Linked DNA regions of Homo sapiens: region 1 is linked to region 2. Evidence: chromatin loops called from intact Hi-C (ENCODE). Cell type or tissue: breast epithelium. All regions are shown on one strand.

Region 1 (5,000 bases), 1.5 Mb before region 2:
GGGCCAAATCCTATGCTTGCTTTTAGGGATCTTGTTTCTGCCAAGGATGTGATGAATTCTTGGAGGCTAGAATGCCATCTTGCTCCATCTCACACCCTCAGGGAAGAAGTCTTAGGATACCATAGATCACTGGCTGGAAAGGGGTGAATGTGGCATTGATCTTAAAGGAAAAAGGGTAAAATGATGCTAATGATTTTGAGAACATTTTATCACAGGAGATCACGGCCTCTTGTCTCTGGAGGTTGAGGACTGGATGAGATGATTTCCTAAGAATTGGCCCATTTCTAAGACTCAATGAAATCAATTGCCCAGATGCAGCTGAGATTTCTGCACCTGGAGAATCAAAGGCTACTTAAGGTGAAGAAGAACACTTTAGTGGCTTGACTTGGCTTTTTATATAATCACTGCTCCCCTGAGTTTGAGTGAGTGGGAAGGGGGTCAAAAAAAGGATAAGTTAATCAACATTTTCAAAAGCACATCTGTTCACCAAGCCTTAAAGAAAGAATGGCACACTGGGGAAAACACAAATAAAGGGAACATTTGTACAAAAAACCATTTACTTTGATAGCAATTTTCTCTAGTCCCCTTGCTAATATTCTTGATATCTGTGTTTGATTAAGAGCTTTCTCTCTCTCAAAAGCATCTTTGCCCTTTACCAGCCACTTTCCTTTTCTGTTGAGCCTGGTAGGTAAACTGCAGCCTGTTTCCTTAGGAGGCCAGCAGGAAGGAATGTGGTTCTCTCATTAGGTCCCTGTAGTTCTAGCAAAGAATAGGCAAGGTGTGGCAGGTAAGATGCTACCAGGAGAACCAACGGGTAAAGCTACCGGCCTCTGGGAGGCAGAGGGGAGAATGATGAGCTAGGAGCCCAAGGCAGAGGGTAGAGGCCACAGCTCCCTGGAAAGGGGAAATGGCAGCCACAGGATGGCAGACCTAGCTGCCGAAGTCAGGGCAGACATCAGGAGAGAGTGGGAGAAAGGAACCAGGGACTCAGAATTTTGTTTTCAATGGGGAAAACTTGAAGAGGAAGTTCCAGGACTCTGTTTTAGTGGGTGGGTGTGTTGGTGAGTGTGAGATGGGCTAGGGAGAGTGGAATGGGCCAAACCTCTAGAAGAATGCAGGTCAGGAAGGGATCTTACCACCCACACGAGTTCCGCTTTCAACCTTTGTGCTCCCATGACCCTGTTTCCTTCTAGGCCCCCATGTGGATTCAGTCTCAGGTCAGCCTGACTACAAATACTGACTCTCAAATAACTGTATTAGGGCCAGGGTGGATCCCCAGTCTGCATTCAAGTTCTTTGGGTGTGGCTGGGACACTGTAACTACCACCATATCCCTACTGCCCCCTTCTAATAAAATAAAAGAGTCTGCCTTATCTCAGATCCGGATTGGCTGGATACACACTTTGGTTGCCTGTTTCACTGGCTCACTACTTTGATAGAGTAGGGCTTTGAGGGGCTTCTCATGAACATGAAGAAGTGGGGATCTGAAATTTGGGGTTTCATGCTTTCCATGACAGGCATCACCCAGAGCAGGAAACTAAATTACATTGTTCTTCAAAGGGCAGTTTTCATTAACCAACTAACCAGCCTAACACCACTTAGTAAGAGGGCTCACTGCATGCCCAGGAAACAAACTGATGACTTTGGAAAATAAAGATGTAAGGGACCAGGTGTCTACCATCAAGGCCCTTCAGGGTGGTTGGGAAGTGAAGACTCACCCATGCCAAATTAGCATGAAAGAAAGTGAGGCATTGCGGAGAGGACTCCCAAGTGCTGCTGGAGTCCAGGGCAGGGATTGGGCAAATGAGCCTGGGCCACTATCAGGAAGGAAAATGTGGGAGTGTAGAGGAGGATACTGTGGAATTGAGGCTGCTGCAAGTTGGGCATCGGGGGATTTCTGTTCCCTTTATCTGTCTGATTGATAGAAATGCTTTCAAACATGGCACCTGATCTCTTGTCTTTTGGCTTGCATTCATTCGTATCAGGCTCATCAAGGAATTCAAAGCGATCACCTAGCTTTGCCACAAATCTTCCACCTTGCATATATCTATGTGAGAGTCAGACCTCTGCCTTCCCGATCTCCAACACCCATCCCTTCCCCAGCTGTTGCAGATCAGCACAGTGAGAGAAAGAGGTCAGCTCTGAATGAATGATGGGAAGGGGTTTTACAGAGCTTGAGTAATCAAGTGGGCACAGTAGCTACTGCTTAAAAACAAATACAACCCAACTTCACAAAACTCTGGTCATTTTCATATGAAGATCAGTCTCAGGCCAAAAAGTCACCTTATTTTGGTCAGTGTCCCTTCTCTCTGCATCATCGAGAGACAGAGTAGGTACACGGTGAGGCATGATTCAAGGTCTCACTGATCTCCTGCTGTCCTGATTTTTTGGAATGAGAGACCAGGGTGGCTAGTTATGAAAACACCCACAAGACTGTTCCAGAAACACCCTCCACCCTGGAAGAGTCAAATATTCTCTAGTGTGCTTGTCAATACATTGCAACACTACGGCACAAAGGGTGAACGCCATATCCAGTCACAAACCCAACCTCTTCTAATGAAATAAGCTTTTCCCTGGAACACTGCCTGGTAGTGTAAGACCACACATGCTGCTCAGGGGAAACACCCCCAAGACACTCCAACCTGCTGCCTGGAAATTCCTACTGAGAATGATTTAGTCCTCAAATAAGAAGGCCCTCTCTTATGGCCCTTTCCATTCTTTCTCACTCTCTCTTTCTCTGACACACACACACACACACACACACACACACACACACAGACACTTTTTTTTATCTTTCCTCTCTCCCTCATTTTCTTCCTTCTTCTAAGTTAAGATTATTTGGGATTAGCATTCCTTCATTAGTTTGCTTTTCTGCAGTTTCTTACAGAAAATTCTCAGCCTTCGCTCTGTGTCTACACAGAGCATATTGTATGAGTATATTGGCCTCGACACTGTTTACTTCCCGCATTGTAAAGGAGCTTCACAATATGGCCAGGAAAGTGAGAAGTCTGCCCCAAACCACTGGTTACTTTTGGGTAAATAATTTAAGACAGCCCTGGGACACAGATCATTTCAGGTCACTAATGTGCTGGTTTCTTTGAAGAGTCCCTTCCATGCCAACCCTGAGCAGTGGATTAAGAGGTCTGCTTGAAGCTGATGACAGGCTTGTCATCTGGAGTGTACAGCAGAGACACTCAGAAGCCTGGTCAGTGGCAGCATCACCCTGCACTGAAGGAAGCGGCGTGGGATGTGGAGGGCCCTAGGCTGGGGGCGGAATGCCTACCTCCCATGTGGTTCTGCCTCAGGTGTCAGAGCCTTGACCAGTCATTGACCTCCCTGGGTCTCTGTTTGCTCCTCTGTAAAGTAAACACTGATGCTCTCCTCTCCTCTAGAATTCCCTTGTCTTTACAGGAAGGAAATGAGAAAGGTACGAGGGCCTTTCTGATGAGGGTTCTTTGAAGAGGGTGATGGTTGAGGGAGACAAGGCAACTTCTGAACAAAAGGGCTCCATTGCCCCATGATGCTCACTGCCCCATTCTTCACCCTAACTCTGTCCTCTCCTGGGAGTGGCCACTCCCTGAAACCATTTGTTTTAAGGTGTGCACAGAAAGAGAAGACCACAAAAAGGACAGGTCAAGAGAACCCATGAGGTTCTATGTGTTCAATACTTGCCCGTTTGGCTCAGGACTTAGTCCTGCTAATTGGTGACTGAGGAACTGACAAAGTGGGTAAATTGTGCCTATAGTTTTAAGCCTCTGTGTTAACTGAGGCTGGGCTGAGAAAACCTCATGGAAAGCCAGTCTTAGCACATCCACTTAACCTACCACATTTCAACCAGCCTTGAAGGCAAGGATCGAAGAGCCTCTTACACACAGGAAACCACTGAAATCATTCATTTTCACAGGTACCAGGTGTCATCACTTTGACTTTAGAGATGAAATTGAGGAGGGAGGGTAGAGAAGTGCAATAAGTCATTGAATAAATCAGCAGTAGAACTGAGAGTAAGCCATAGATTTTCAACACCTTGTTTGGGGGCTGTGATTTATTTGGGATAAGCTCTTGGCCACTTAGTGCCTTTGTTGAACTTGATTCCAAGTTTCTGAACCCCATGGGCCAGTTAAATCGCTGGATTTTTCAGATGAGTAGCCTCCAGAAACTTCTCTCAGCCATTCTCTTTTAATCCCAGCAGGAAATACAACACTGAGACCTCAGTAAAAGATAAATAACAAAGGACTAAGGAGATTCTTCTTGGCACTTCAAAATTCGGTTTAATTCAGTTTAATATTTAGTATTGGCTGAAGGTCCGCCTTCCCCACCACACTTAATTTCCCAATTCAGTTTGTTCATCCAAGTTGCAATAAGGAGCCAAACATTCAGGTGTTGATCTAAACTTTGCCAAATCTCCTCTGTTAAGAAGTCGGGCTACTTGAGAGCCATTCATTCCTTGCTGGGTTTGGCTTGAGTTTAGAAGCACCATCAGAAGAGCCTTTATCACAGGCTTTTATCTCTTGGGCTACAGCCAAATCTAGGCACGGTCATGGAAAAAATATTTTTTGGAATTTTTCAAATGGTTTCAAGTGCGGAAAAAAAAGGAGGGGGCTTGGTGTGAGATTACTGGAAGAGTTTGATCTTGAATTTAGCCATTCGTTTCTATTATTTTTAGTTGAATAACTAGAAGGAAACACTAAAAAGAATTGGAAATACTGACTGCAAACAAGAAGACTGTGAAATGACCTAGTAATACTTTCAAGTGTGGAGGCGGATGAGCAGCTGAGGCCAGAATGTCTCCAATGAGCCCCAACAATGGCATGAAAAGAAGAAAAATGCAGCCAGAGACATGTTTGGCTATAAAGATAGGCTTCACAATTGTGCAGACTGGAAAAACACAGCAAAGCTGATGAAAGAAAATTCTAGAACCTCTTTTTTACCCCAAGTCTTTGAAAAATCAGCTATTCTCCATTGTTGTAAGTAGATATGTGAACAAGCAATTGGCTCTTTTCA
Region 2 (5,000 bases):
TTTTTCCCCTTGCAGTGGGTTGAATGGATTTTGGGGTGGTCCCCAAAAAGAAATGTACATGCTCTAATCCACGGAGTCAGTGAACATTACCTAATTTAGGGAAAAGGTATAATTAAATTAAGAGTTGAGATTAGATCATCCTGTATTATCCAGGTGGACCCTAAATCCAATGACATGTAAGACAGAGGACATTTTGACACACATACAGAGGAGAAGGCCATGTGAAAACATTGGAAATGGAATAATGTGGCGTCAAGCAAGAAATGCCAACAGCCAGCAGAAGCTGGAAGAAACAAGGATTCTCCCCTAGGGCCTTCAGAGGTAATGAGGCCCTGACAATATTTTGACTTCAGACTTCTGGGATCCAGAACTGTGACAAACTACATTTATGTTGTTTTAAGCCACCCAGTTTGTAGTAATTTGTTGTGGCTGCCTAGGAAACTGACAAACTCCTTAAGCTCCTACACTTGCCATCCTTTCTAGCAGTAGATGGACTTGACTTAGACTATTCTGAAAGATTGAGGCCATCCTCCCCAAAATCCCTCATTCATCTTTCCTTTAACCTTAACTTTAACCGATCTCCTTCACTCCTCAAATCTGTCTTTTTGCAGAAATTTGCCCTTTTGTTTCTTCCTTCTGGTTTATCTAAGGGAAAGATGCCCACCCTCCCTTCTTTGCCATAGCTGAATTCTTCATCTGTGCCACTGATCCCATCCCTTCTTGGGTCTGTAAAGGCCCGGTTGTTCCTGCCCAGCCTTCTTACTCCTAGACTGGGGTGGAGAAAGAGTCCAAGGCTCTAGGCAGTTCCCAGAAATGCAAAGCCACGGGGAGCCATTATAAAAAGATACGTCTGAATGAAGGACCAGTCAAAAGGGAAGAAGATAAACTCTGGACTAGGACTAGGGAGTGAAGCAGGAGAGTTAGTCAAGGAGATGACCAAACAGGAAGAGTGGAAGAGCACAGAAGTCAGGAAAGAACTCAAACTAAGTAGAAAAATAATTCTCCAAGCCACTTGTGAGTTTAAGGCCCCATTCTGGTTAATTTCACACTAAGTGGGAATTCCTCCATATGTCTTTTCTTCCTTTTTATTTATTCTCCACAATTTCATCTTATCCTTTCTGCCTTTAAACATGTTATTTTCTCTTGTCTTAAAAAGCATTTCCATTTCCTAACTGCTTACAGTGAACACATCATTTTGTCTGTCCCATGTCTCTTTATTTTGGGGTTTTGGAAATTAGCCATCTCTTTTCTTTTGGAGAATGTCTTGTTCACTTGTGCCTTCTTCCATGGTCCTGTGTTGTTGGTAATAGCTATTGGCCAGTCAGTCCTGCCTTGGGATGTTAACATTGAAACAAAGAATCCTTGGCCAGGCGCAGTGGCTCATGCCTGTAATCCCAGCACTTTGGGAGGCCAAGGCGGGCGGATCACGAGGTCAGGAGATCGAGACCATCCTGGCTAACATGGTGAAACCCTGTCTCTACTAAAAATACAAAAAAATAGCCAGGCATGGTGGCAGGCGCCTGTGGTCCCAGCTACTCGGGAGGCTGAGGCAACAGAATGGCATGAATCCTGGAGGCGGAGCTTGCAGTGAGCCGAGATTGCGCCACTGCACTCCAGCCTGGGTGACAGAGCGAGACTGCGTCTCAAAAAAAAAAAAAAAAAAAAAAAAAAAGAACCCTTTGGTGACAAAGCTGACATGAAAGATCTACCAGCCACAATTTCCTCTGCCAAGTGAAAGAAGCTAGTCTACAGTAGGAGGAAATGAAGCCAGTACTGAGAGAGAAGCAGAGATAAGAAGAAAATAGAGTCCTGGAAGTTATTCATTCCCTGGTGATGATCATCCTTAAAGTTCTCAAACCCATGCCTTACCTGGTTTGAACAGGTGAGCCAATAAGTTTACCCTATTGCCTATGCTTGCTCAAGTTCAATTATTGTCAGCAGGAAACAAAATATCTCTGATCAAGAACCCTCTCCTTCAATTTCTTACTATTCTCTTGTCCTCAATGACCACCTCCTCCTATAGTTTCCCAAGATAATTGCCTCCATGTCAAAATTAGACTTCTAGTCAAATTCAGGAGACTTATTTTTGTTGTTGACAATATTTCCCAATAGTATTTGACTGTCTGCTTTCACATATGTTCAGGTCTCAGGGCCCTCTCACGTTGCACTGTCTTATTATCTTATTTCTTTGCTCATTCTTTGCTCCTTTTTCCAGGGGTTTGTCATCTTCGTAACCCCTAAACGTTGGCAGCTCCTAAAGGTTAGCCCAGGATGTCCTCTTACTCACTGTTTCTGTTCCCATCCTCAGTAATATGTACTTTCTCTTTGGTCAGCTCTCTGGGTTGACTTTAGTCTAAATTGTAGCTTGGACTCTTATTGAACATGCCCAAAACCAGAGACACTGAGTGACCTGCCCAAGGCCGGCCATCTGGATAGCGCTACCCTGCTTTCCGGGGAGCCTCCCCTGATAATTCCAGAATGATACATTTTTATCCTTAGCACAGTGTACACTCGTCTATTTTATGGTTGTTTATGCTTCTCAAATTAGTGCTTTATTATTTATTTTGCTCTATAGCTGTATATTCAGCTAGATTGTAGGAAGTTGCTATTCCACCATTTTTCCCATAAGAATATATGGATTCCATATTTGAAAGCACAACCACTTAAATTATAATTTTATTACCATTGCCAAGAAAGCATTTTGAAATCAAAATACATTAAGCCAATCCCATTATTTGATCGAATTTTCCATATAAACCATTTAAACAATTTCCTTTTTATTCATTTACATGTAACCAAAATTATTTTACTCAAAATCAATTCTTATGAGTTGTATGATGAATATTTGATTTACCCATCACTTTTTCCCCAAACATATGAAATGTTACCTATTATATCTTTTTCTATTATGATTTTTCTTTTATGACCACCAAGTATAATTGTCCAGGGTCAAAATTATGATATAGTTTTGTTTAGAAGATTTAGTTCTCCCGTCATTTTTTAGCCAAGGACAAATTGTGCCATCTGCAATTTTAGCCATTGTCTGTCTTGTGTTGATTATTTCAACCAACTCTATGTTTCCTCAGATCCATTTTTGCTTTTGTTTTTGAGACAGGTCCTCCCTCTGTCACCCAGGCTGGAGTGCAGTGGTACAAACATGGCTCATGGCAGCCTCTACATCTTGGACTCAAGCGATCCTCCCACCTCAGGTCTCCAAGTGGCTGGAACTACAGGCATGTGCACCATGCTTGGCATGTTTTTTGTGCCAATATTTTTATTGTTTTTTGTAGAGATGGAGTCCCACTTTGTTGCCCAAGCTGGTCTCAAACTTGCCTGGGCTCAGGCAATCCTCCCATCTCAGCCTCCCAAAGTGCTGAGATCACAGGCATCAGCCACGACACCTGGCCTCAGATCCATTTTTAAATTCCAATATTACCAATGAGCTTGATTCTTTTGCCAATTTTTCGTTTATAATAGCTTTTACTGTTTGCAAGTTTTAGCCAGTCACTTTTATTTTGTTTTTCACTATGAGTAAGGTTCGTTATGAATTAGACGAAAAAGTGATAATTTGTATTTCATCAATTCAATCACAAGTATCAAGGGAGGGCCTACTACACACCGGGTGCTAATCAAGGCACTTAGGATACATCTGTGCAAGAAGATAATGTTTCTGCTCTTATGTAGTTTCCTTTCTAATTGTTGGCTAGAAAAGAAGAGACAGTCAAACAAATAAAGGGGCAGAAGAATTTCATACTGAAATAAGGACTGTGAAGAAAATTAGACAACATAATGTGACCGTGACAGTTTAGAAAGCTACATTAGATCAGGTTGTCAAGAAGGTTCTCCCTGAAGAGGTAATATTTGAGCTGAGACCTGAATGACAAGGTGACAAGCATAGAATAAGTTTCTTAACAGTTATATTGCTAAAATTATAAAAATGTGTTCAAATAATTCTAAATATACTGTGTCTCCCTTTCCCACACCATGTGGGAAACAAAGAACAAACTGTGGGGTCATAATGGTGGAATCAAAACATACTATTTTTGCATATACTGCTTTCTTGCTCATGGCCACATATGGCGAGACAGAACTATGCAAATGAACATGGTTGTGCTAGGGTAGTAGGAGAATAAGTGTTTTTGTGTTCCCCCAATTTTTTAATATTCATTATGGCTTTTCAATAAAAGTATATGATATGTGTACCTTGTAGGCTAGTTTTTCGTTTTGCACTGGTAGGGGTGACACCGTATCTCCTCCGTGAGACTGGAAGTTCAATTGTGGGTGGGGCATGGTGGCTCACGCCTATAATCCCAGCACTTAGGGAGGCCAAGATGGGAAGATCATGAGGTCAGGAGTTCGAGACCAGTCTGGCCAACATGGTGAAACCCCGTCTCTACTAAAAATAACAAAAATTAGCCAGGCATAGTGGTGCGTTCCTGTAATCCCAGCTACTTGGGAGGCTGAGGCATGAGAATTGCTTGAACCTGGGAAGTGGAGGTTGCAGTGAGCCAAGATCATGCCACCGCACTCCAGCCTGGGTGACATGGCAAGACTCCATCTCGAAAAAAAAAGAAAGCTCAATTGTGGAAAAACACTGCATTTTATTCTTCTTTTGTTTCACCATTGATTACTAGCATTAAAAAAATACTTGTGGATAGATGCTTCCTAAAGATTTTCTATCTTCAAATGCAAACGGAGTTTTAAATATGGTTTTTCTAATGAAAATCAGAATTTGAAGCTCTAAAGTAGTAAGTTATTTCAACAATTATAGCAGGATCTAACCATTTGAATCCAAATGTATCCCTGTAAAGGACGTGTAGACTTTTCTCTTTCCATGAAAGTTGCTTTAAAATACTCAAACTCTTCTTACAAAGCGACATCAAGCCAACTCCTCTCCTTTTCAAATAGGTACTCCTTTTGGATGAAGGGACTTGCCAGACAACAGAACAAACTCTCCTAGAAGACTGAGAGGACAGCAAGCAGCTGTCCACACACAGATT

Evidence for each region. Hi-C counts contacts between places; a loop is a spot of excess contacts. Peaks named below come from ENCODE experiments on the same cell type or tissue, not always from the same donor. Only the 100,000 strongest peaks of a DNase experiment are listed, where the experiment ranks them.
Region 1: a loop joins it to region 2, with 14 times the contacts of the local background. A loop is called at or near these places in 1 of 110 quality-filtered maps.

What each region holds. Positions count from the first base shown.
Region 1 is chr2:205,785,495-205,790,494 of GRCh38, reverse strand. All of the region lies in intron 15 of NRP2 (neuropilin 2), which reads right to left. Among named protein-coding and RNA genes, the nearest start is that of NRP2, 110 kb to the right of the region's middle. In breast epithelium, no CTCF peak of the experiment used is centred here; no DNase peak of the experiment used is centred here; H3K27ac peaks cover 964 bases.
Region 2 is chr2:204,239,977-204,244,976 of GRCh38, reverse strand. No RefSeq gene overlaps it. Among named protein-coding and RNA genes, the nearest start is that of PARD3B, 300 kb to the left of the region's middle. In breast epithelium, no CTCF peak of the experiment used is centred here; no DNase peak of the experiment used is centred here.